Regions from separate parts of the Mus musculus genome. Here region 2 is linked to region 1. A link is a loop called in an ENCODE intact Hi-C map of the cell type or tissue named here. Cell type or tissue: left cerebral cortex. All regions are shown on one strand.

Region 1 (5,000 bases):
GGTGGCAATAGGTCCTTCAGTACTAATGTTTTATTCATGAATGTCACCTATGGCTCAGGATTAGTCTCAATTTGGAATCTTCTTCATTGCTCAAGAGGACTTCAGTTCATGCCAGAAGCAGCGTAGCGTTCTCTCTCTCTCAGTCTCTCTCTCTCACTCTGTGTGTATGTGTGTGTGTATGTGTGTGTGTATTTTTGTGTGGTGTGTGTGTGAGTGTGTGTATGTATGTGTAGTGTGTGTGTATATGTGGTGTGTGTGTGAGTGTGTATGTGTATATGTGTGTGTGAGTGTGTGTATGTGTGTGTGAATGTGTGTATGTATGTGTATGTGAGTGTGTGTGGTGTGTGTGTGTGTGTGTGTGTGTGTGTGTGGTATGTGTGTTATGTGTGTGTGAGTGTGTACATGTGTGTATGTGCGTGTAAATGTGTGTGTATGTGTGTGTGGTATGTGTGTGTATGTGTGTGTGGTGTGTGAGCATGTGTGTATGTGTGTGTGAGTGTGAATGTGTGAGTGTGTGTATTGTGTGAATGTATGTGTGTATGTGAGTGTGTGTGTGTGTGGTGTGGTGTGTGTGTGTGTGTGGTATGTGAGTGTGTGTATGTGTGTGTGTATGTGAGTGTGTGCATGTGTTGTGGTGTGTGTGTGTGGTATGTGAGTGTGTGCATGTGTGTGTGTATGTGAGTGTGTGTATGTGTTGTGGTGTGTGTATGTGGTATGTGAGTGTGTGTGTGTGAATGTGTGCATATGTGTATGTGCGTGTAAATGTGTGTGTATGTGTGTGTGTGTGTGTTGGGAGGTGTGGTGACACAGTTCCCGCCCCTAGAGCATTGCCAGGCCATTGATCCCCAAGTGTGTTGTTGCCCTGAAACTGATATACTGTCTTTTCTATATTACTTTCAATCTTGCTTTCTGGGGAATATGCTTTCTCCATTACTCAGAGCTAATCACTCCATAATAAACAGATCCAGTTCTCAGGAATGAGGAATGGAGGTGGACATGAGGCTGTGGAGGATGAGGAACAGGCCTTCTGCTTGGCCTTTAAGGCCATGGGAAAGAATCTAAACGACATAACCACAGAGGCCATAGAAGCCTACATGGTCCTTTGTAGAAACAGTTCGCTGCAGAAATAGTTCGTTGTGAGACTTGGCCTTAAAACTTGGAATCGTGAGGAGATACATGTGCCTTTCAGTCCAATGACTGCTGCATTAATTAGCCAGGGTGACCTTGGGGACATCAAGGACAGAGAGTTAAAATGTCTCAATAAGAAAAGGCATGGATAGGAAAAGAAGGGATCTATAGAAAACGAGCAATGATGATGGGTTTATTTTACAGGAGGAAGGTTTGTATATGATGTAGAAACAAATAGCATTAGAAGAAGAGTATATGAGACCCCAGAATTGCCAGGATAGGAAACAAAGGTTAGAGAATTAAAACATGATGTACAAGCGTATAAAACATGAGTATTTTGTCCTCCTAGTTTCTTGAAGGATTGAAGACGACAGTTCCTAGAGAGATATTAGAGAAAGCCTGCTGCTTTACTTACATAAAATTTAAAACTTTGTAAGAACTTATTTAAACCCTAGTAGTCTGTCACCTTTCTGTTCTTACATGAAAACAGTTACTGCTGTTAAAGACTGCTGTCTGCTGTACCAGGAAACCGCAAGAGCTGTGCCCAGTTACCTGTGAAGAACAGGCTGTGTAAAAACCATAGAGAAACATGCTTTTGCTCTGTGTTTAGTTTCTGTTTTAAGGAAGCAGGAATTGGAACTAATGACCTGGGATTTATAGAAATATTATATAAATTTAAGGATTTCAAAAAATATTAACAATAGTGAAACCCTTGATGGTGTAGCTTTAGTAAATAAGAGACTGGATGCAGGCTCTCTGGTCAGGAGAAGGAAAAGGAATGAGAAGAAGGAAGAATGGTGAGACTGGGGTCTTCATGACTGTGCAGAATACCATCTCTCCACTTCCCTGGCTTCATTCTTCAGGTCCTGTGTTTAGATCTCTATAAAGGGGACTCTAATGCACCCATCTAAGTATGAAGCCCCATCTCTGGGCCAACTGCAGTGGCCTGGCCAGGCAGCCTAGAGGACAAGCAGCCACAAGACGCAAGTGCAACAGGGGTTGGGCAGTTTCCTGTGGGCAGGGAAAGAAACCGTGGGGAAAACATGAGTCCATATGGGTTGGTGGGTATTTTCACAGCTGATTGCTTGTCAGTCTGCAAATATGAATCTCGCCTTCTTCCACATCCTGCTTCAAATCCCACTTGTGTCGGGGATCTTCTGAGCCTCCTGGTGCTTTTATGAGTGACGCTACTTCTTCAGCAGGCAAGAAAATGCCACTACCCACCTCTCTTCTGGATCGAGTTCCCCTTTCACCCTAGACGGCCACTAGGTGGCGACAGACCTCACTAACCAGAGCTGTAAGATAACCAGCCTGAGTGCACAGACACACTCAAGACAGCTGAGCTGGCCCGTGCATGAGAAGAAGCTACAGACAGGAATTTCCACGGTGTTGAAAGACACTGGCGCAGGGACCAAGAAGGGAGGACCTGAGGGAACAGCAGGAGGCCTTAGGGAGGGTGGGCATGCCTTTGGAGAACATTTAGACGAGTTTTGAAGGCAGGTTATAGTATTTCGTTTACCGGGATTCTAGTGTTTGGGAAGAAGTCTTCAGGAAACATATTTAGGGGTGTTGTGTGAAGTTCTTTCTGGGGAGATACAAACACCTGCTCCCCCCCATGCCCGAACAAGGCAGCAACAAGCCCAGCTTAGGTTGGCCTGATCCTGCTTATATTCTAATGCTAATATTGGGTCTCCAAGACTGGTTGCCCCAGAGACAGAGAGTCTGCCCTTAAAAGCTAAGTGACCTTGCCCAAGTTATTTCTAATTAGTAAATAAAGATGCCAACAGCCAATAGCTCAGCAGAAGACACATAGGTGGGGTTTAGGTTTCACTGGCTTGGGATCAGAGGGGGATCACAAGGGGGAAAGAAGGTGAAGGGAGGAGGAAGCCGCCATGGGTTAGGTAAGCCATAAAAACATGGCCCTGAGGGCTGGCCAACTGGAGTTAGGAGCACCCCAGATGAAACGTAGTAAATAGTAAGTAATAATTCAGGGTGAGCGATAGAAAGTAGGCTCTAATAACATAGAGGGTAGTTATCCACCCAGCTCTTGTGCTATTTATTGTAAATATAAAGGTTGTGTGTGTGTGTGTGTGTGTGTGTGTGTGTGTGTGTGTGTGTGTTATCAGGGAACTAAATGGTCAAAGGCAGGATACAAACCCTGGGTTGGAATTAAACAATTTCTACAACAAAAGCGCCATCCCACCAAAATTTATTGCACTTACTTAAACATCATGGATTTGGGATTATTTATAGGACACAGGGAACCCCAAAGCAGCCGCTGTTGTGTTTTATAAAAAGATGAGAGACCAGAGACATGTTTGGTAGAGGCAAGGAATGGTATAGGAGAAGGGGGTGACTCTGTGGGCCCACGCTGAAGCATGGGTCCCCCTGTGGTACCAGCCACAAGCTGGTGTAGTATAGAATAGAGTTTATTCAGAGCATGGGGAGGAGGGTTGAGATGGTAGTAGAGACAAAGAAAGGCAGAGGAGGTGGGGGAGAAGAGGCCAGTCATGAGCACATGGGGGGGGGGGGGTGATGGGAAGAGAGAGGGAACAGGAGCAAGGGGACAGAGTAAGAGCAAGAAAAAGAGAGTGAGGAGGGGGCAAGCAGCCCCTTTTATAGTGAGTCAGGCACACCTGGCTGTAGCCAGGTAACTGTGGAGTGGAGTCTAGACTAAATGCCAACAACCATACTTCGGAACATGTTACCCCAACATGATGTTCCCCACAGCTGTATAAATAAAGTCCTTCCCTCCACCTTCCACAGTCCACCCTCTGAGAGCACGAGGTCACTTGCAGTTTGGGCAGAATTAGACACAGTTGACTGGGAAGAACAGGGTACGGTGACAAACTCTCAGGGGACATCGTGAGGAGCCCTCCCCTTGCTCACAGCAGTAGTTACTGTTCTTGGAAGATAACACTCCACCACACAGGTGACTCTGATGCAGTAGTAGTGAATGAGGGGAAGCTGGAGTGGCGGACCATGCGCTCCAGCTGTGCCAACCGTTCCCCTGGATGGTCGTAGGACCATGATAGCTGTGGGGCTGTGGAGCTATGGAGCTTGTCATGGTTTGAATAAGAATGCCCCATAAGCTCATATTTAAATGCTTAGCAGTGTAGCTCTTTGATAGGATTAGAAGGATCATGAAGTGTAGCCTTATTGGAGGAAGTATGTAACCAGGGGTGGGCTTTTCATAAGGCCCACCCCAGGTCTATTCTTTCTGCCCCTCTCTACCAATTAGGAGGAAGTTCTCAGCTACTGCTCCAGGACCTGTCTGCATGCCACCATGTTCCTGCTGTGATAATGGACAAAACCTCTGAAACTGTAGGTTTCAGTAAATACTTCATTTTGTAAGAGTTGCCTTGGTCATGGTGTCTCTTCACAGCAATAGAACAGTGACTGAGATATGGCTTCAGGTCCATGCAGTGGAGCTGTAAGGATGTGAGCTTGTGGGACTGCGGGGCTGCGGGGCTGCTGGTTTGTGAGGCTGTGGGGCTGTGGAGTTGTGGGGCTGTGGGCCTGTGAGGCTGAGGGGCTACAGGGATGGAGGGCTGTGGTCCTGTGGGGCTGAAGGACTGCAGGGCTGTGGGGCTACAGAGAGCCTGTAGGGCTACAAGACTGCAGGGTTGTGGGACTGTGAACCTGTAGGCCTGTGGGACTGTGGGGCCGTGGAGCTGTGGAGCTGTGGGGCTGCAGAGACACATGGATGGAGCCCTGGGTTTCTCATATGTCTGGGGCCATGGAGGTCTTTGCTTCTCCTTGCCACTCCCTTATGCTCTCTTACACATGCCTTTCTCAGGCTCTTCCCCTTCCCTCCTCTCCCTCCTCTTCCTCCTCCTCCTCCCCCCTCCTCACTTCCCTCCTCCTCCCCC
Region 2 (5,000 bases), 370 kb after region 1:
ATCCCCTACTCCCCCCTTCTCTTTTCCCCCTTAAGGACCTATAAAAACTGGGACCCCTTTCCCCTCGAGGTCGACTCCTCTACCCCTGTGTGGGATATGAGTCGTCCCCAGAGCTCTGGCTTTACCCAAATAAAGCCTCATGTGGTTTGCATCAAGCTTGGTCTCTCGTGAGTTCTTGGGGGTCTGCTATTGTCCCGAGACTTGAGCGAGGGACTCCTTTCGGGGTCTTTCAAACCTTCTATAATAGAAAAGACTCATGCTGTCCTGTGGGGAGACCCTGCTAATTAAGGTCTCAGTCTACCATGTCCAGTTAACTCCTCTGAGCTTGGTACAAAATGGAGGACTCCCATTACCATCAGGGCTTACTCTCCTCTGAGACCAAGCTCCGAAGTGGAATGTCTCCATGTCATCAAATGTGGGGCTTCAACATTATCGACCAACGCCCTGCTTCTTATGTGGTCATGTGGCTTCCAGATGTTGCCCAGGTCTGGAGAACACTCAGGAATTTTGATGCATGTTCTCCAGTGGAGAGAAGGCTGGGTATAAGCCACATGTCTGTCCAAGCTCTTTGTAGTGACCTGTGAGATTGTTCATTTATCTATACTGATAACAGTGAGACTTGATATCAAAACAGCTCAAAATGGAAGACTTTCCATGGAGATAAAATAACACATATCTGAATGCTTCAGCTAACTCTTCATTCCACGTCTCTCCACAGGACTCTGTGGTTCGTCAGCCAGCACAGTCTCTTCTCCCACTCTAAAAACCTCAACCTGCTTGCCCTGATGGTTCTCTTTGACGCTGCTGTATGCTCCTCCAGCATTCCTCAAAGCCCAGTTCTCCCAGTGTACTGGCTAGTTTTGTGTCAACTTGACACAGCTGGAGTTATCACAGAGAAAGGAGTTTCAGTTGGGGAAATGCCTCCATAAGATCCAGCTGTGGGGCATTGTCTCAATTAGTGATGAAGGGTGGGAGGGCCCCTTGTGGGTGGTACCATCTCTGGGCTGGTAGTCTTGGGTTCTATAAGAGAGCAGGCTGAGCAAGCCAGGGGAAGCAAGCCAGTAAAGAACATCCCTTCATGGCTTCTGCATCAGCTCCTGCTTTCTGACCTGCTTGAATTCCAGTCCTGACTTCCTTGGTGATGAGCAGCAGTGTGGAAGTGTAAGCTGAATAAACCCTTTCCTCCCCAATTGCTTCTTGGTCATGGTGTCTGTGCAGGAATAGAAACCCTGACTAAGACACCCAGGTTCGGGGAAGGGTCATCTCCAACCTTTACTTTCAAGGTCTTTAATGTTGACCCTACCCTACCCTCAATAGGTCTCAGTATTGGGACCTACTGAGATCAGGCCCCTACTCTGAGCCCAGACTGTATGAAATGGTGATTTTTAGACTGTGCCTTGACCTAGGAGACTCCACTTTGAGGGAGGATGATGACTGCAGTCCCTGGATGGACCTATAAACTGCACTATCTGCAGACACCACTCATACATCATGGACTGATAAATGATTTATTCCTGGCAATAGAAAAGGGTGTATTGGGGTGAGTTGAGAGTGTAGAGGCATGTGGGGTATATCAAAATCATATCTAGAAAATCAGAGCCAAGAACTTATTAGACATGCCATAGAAAGAAAAAGAGTGTAACTCCCTTGACTGGACCCCATACAAAGATGGACATATAACACTAGGATGGCATAACCTCACCAACCTCACACCCAGTGTCATGGTTGGATATGCTTGGCTTAGGGAGTGGCACTATTAGGAGGTGTGGCCTTGTTGGAGTAGGTGTGTCACTGTGGGCATGGGCTTTAAGACCCTCATCCTAGCTGCCTGGAAGGCAGCATTCTGCTAGCAGCCCTCAGATGAACATGTAGAACTCTCAGCTCCTGCACTATCCCTGCCTGGATGCTGCCATGTTCCTTCCTTGATGATAATGGACTAGACCTCTGAACCTGTAATCCAGCCCCAATTAAATGCTGTCCTTATAAGAGTTGCCTTGGTGTCTCATGGTGTCTGTTCACAGCAGTAAGACCCTAACTAAGACACCCAGCATGCGTCAGGGATAGACAGACAGGAAACTCCTGACTCTCCTGGGAGCTTCATCTCAGATCTGACCTCAGCTGTAGCATGCCTGACTGCCTGGATGTCCACCATTGGCCTGTCTGGACCTGAACCTGTCCTTCTCTCTTTTCAGACCCACGTTTGGCTTTTTCCCTCACAGCTGGACTCTGCAGCTCCTGTCACAGCTCCCTCCCCTCCCCCAGCACTGGTTTGGATCATCTTACCAGTACAGATTCTCAGCCCACTTCTAGAGTGTTTTAAACCCCACTACAGCCTCTCTAACTGGTGCTCATTCTGTAAACCACATACGTGCTTATAGATAAATTTATGAGTTACGCATGCTATTTTGACTGATGCTATGAGGAATAATAATAGGACCTGCATGCACCTCAGCAAACTTACTGGGGTAGGTGGTTATCTGGCAATTTGCTATCATTGAAATAACTGAAACTGCAGAATCTTGTGCGTTTCTGTGATAGTTTGGTTTCTGTCTCTGTGATAAACACAAAAGCAAACAGGAAGAGGAAATAATTTATTTGGCTTGCACTTCCAGTCCATCACAGGACACCAAGGTCGGAACTCAAGGCACGAGTTTGAAGCAGAGGCCATGGAGGAAGGCTGCTTGTTGCCTCACAGCCCCTGGCTTGCTCAGCTATCTCCCCCCCTGCCCCCAGCCTCACTTGCTCTGGCCTTGCTTGCTCTGGCCATATTTATTTCATATATGTGGGTACACTGTCACTGTCTTCAGACACAGCAGAAGACAGCATTGGATGCCCATTACAGATGGTTGTGAGCCACCATGTGGTTGCTGGGAATTGACCTCAGGACCTCTGGAAGAGCAGTCAGTGCTCTTAACTGCTGAGCCATCTCTCCAGCCTGCTCGGCTACCTTCTTGTCCAGCCCAGGCCCACTTGCCTAGGGATGGCACTGCCCATAGTGGGCTAGACCTTCCTACATCAGCTAGCAGTTGAGAGAATGCTTCACAGACTTGGCCACAGGCCAAACTGATGGAGGCAGTTCATCAGCTGTGGTTCCTCCCTCTGTGGTGACTCTAAGGCTGCTGGCTAAAGCTAACTTGCCAACTTTGACTCACAAACACATCCCATAATAACCCACACATAACACCCCCATACTTGTTTGTCTCAAAGATCTCAGATGAAACGCAATTCAACTTTAAAAGTCTCATTTATTCAGTAAATTCTGGCATTGTGGAAAAACACAAACACATTTACCATTCCTGAGACAGTATCACCTAATCTCAAATAGGAAGTAAAGAACCAGTCTAATTTCTTCTTCAGTGAGTATGTTTTGGCTTTCATTTTGTATGTGTATTCAGACATAATCATCATTTTAGATTAAAAAAAAAGGGTTTTGTGCTTGTGGTATATGCATATGTTTTTTGGGTATATATATATATATATGTGTGTGTGTGTGTGTGTGTGTGTGTGTGTATATATATATATAGGCATCACTGGGGGGTGGGCTTAGAGGTTTCAAAAGCCTGCAACAGGCCCAGTCTGTCCCTTTCTACCTCAAGCTGACAGATACAAGGTAAAATATCAGCACCTTGCCTCTTGTATGCTGCCAAGCTCCCAGCCATGGTGGTCATGGACTAACCTGAAACCCAACAAACTGTTTCTTCTGTAAGTTTCCTTGGTCATGGTGTCTATTCACACTCATAGAGCTGCTACTAGGATACAAGTTGGTACCAGGGGTTGGGTTTTGCTGTGACAGGCCTGACCATGCTGCTCGTTGGAGGAATGTGGACTTTGGGATGTTGGATTGGGAACATAAGGCGTTGAATGCTGTACATAAGGCTTAATGGTCCACACTAGTAGAACCTTGGAAGATAGATGTGCTGAGAGCCGCCTGGACTGTGGAGGCCCAGTTCAAGTGGTTTCAGAGGGGAACAATAGTAGCAATGGAGCTTGAGACCATTCCTGTGGTGTTTTGGCAAAGAGTGTGGCTACTTTCTGTCTTTGTCCAAAAAGTCTGCCCAAGGCTAAATGGAAGAGTTTTGGATTGCTGTCATTGGCAGATTTTAAGACAGCCTAGCATTGACTGTGCTACATGGTTACTAGTGATTGCTCGGTTTTGGAGGAAGCGTGAAGATGCAGAGGAGCAGGCCTTGGCTGTGGAAGATCCACCTGGATTTCTGTAGTAGGGGATGAGTTTCTTTGGGTACTTATGTGTGCATTTTACAAGCAGGAAGTCCAATTCTATTTCTAACTTCCTCCTCCACAGATAAACATTACAGAGTACATATCACAAAACATTTACATATATTTATTTTTGAAGAATCAATTAAATCGATTTTATCCTTCGTCAGTTTCATGTATAGGATATATCTGGTCCTTTGGAGTCCCGTTCCGCTCTCTCACCTCTCCTCACCCCCTCTTTCCAACAAGGTCCCTCCTACCACCGTGGACATAGTTTTCTTTTAATTTTCAGCAATCATATACTCATGCACGGGCACTTTGGGTCTCAGAAGGACAATTCTCGGGATGTGGCCACTGCACCTGGGTCACAGCTGATGCTCTTTACGACTGATGAGGCATTTGCTTTCTCAACCCTCCCATCTTGGGTAGGAAACTTACTATGATATCTTTGCTGCCCCTACCGAAGTGGCTGGGAATTCACTGCAGAGCCTGAGGGCCAGAGTTCAGTCTTCTGATGACTTCCCTGTGGCAACAAGGCCTCCCCAGAGTCCCTGCAGGCAGCTGGTGGTCCAAGCCTCTCATCAGCTCTGCTGGACAGGCTCACACTCTTATGTTGAATCTCCTAACCTCAGGGTGACTGGATTTGAGGACGAGGTATAATTAAGGTCCAATGAGGCCAGGACAGCGAGGCCCTCGGTGCAGTGGGACTGAGGTTCTTCAGACCTCTCCATACACAGAGGAAGAGACTCTTAGGACATGGGGACAGAGCCACCTGCCTGTTG

Evidence for each region. Peaks named below come from ENCODE experiments on the same cell type or tissue, not always from the same donor. Only the 100,000 strongest peaks of a DNase experiment are listed, where the experiment ranks them.
Region 2: it touches region 1 in a loop (3.0-fold over the local background); 3 of 42 quality-filtered maps call a loop at or near these places.

Annotation. Positions count from the first base shown.
Region 1 is chr16:96,342,731-96,347,730 of GRCm38, reverse strand. No RefSeq gene overlaps it. Among named protein-coding and RNA genes, the nearest start is that of Gm41510, 6.8 kb to the left of the region's middle. In left cerebral cortex, a CTCF peak has its summit at 2,391 (motif pointing right); a DNase peak (open chromatin) is centred at 2,405.
Region 2 is chr16:95,969,122-95,974,121 of GRCm38, reverse strand. No RefSeq gene overlaps it. Among named protein-coding and RNA genes, the nearest start is that of Psmg1, 19 kb to the left of the region's middle. In left cerebral cortex, no CTCF peak of the experiment used is centred here; a DNase peak (open chromatin) is centred at 3,042.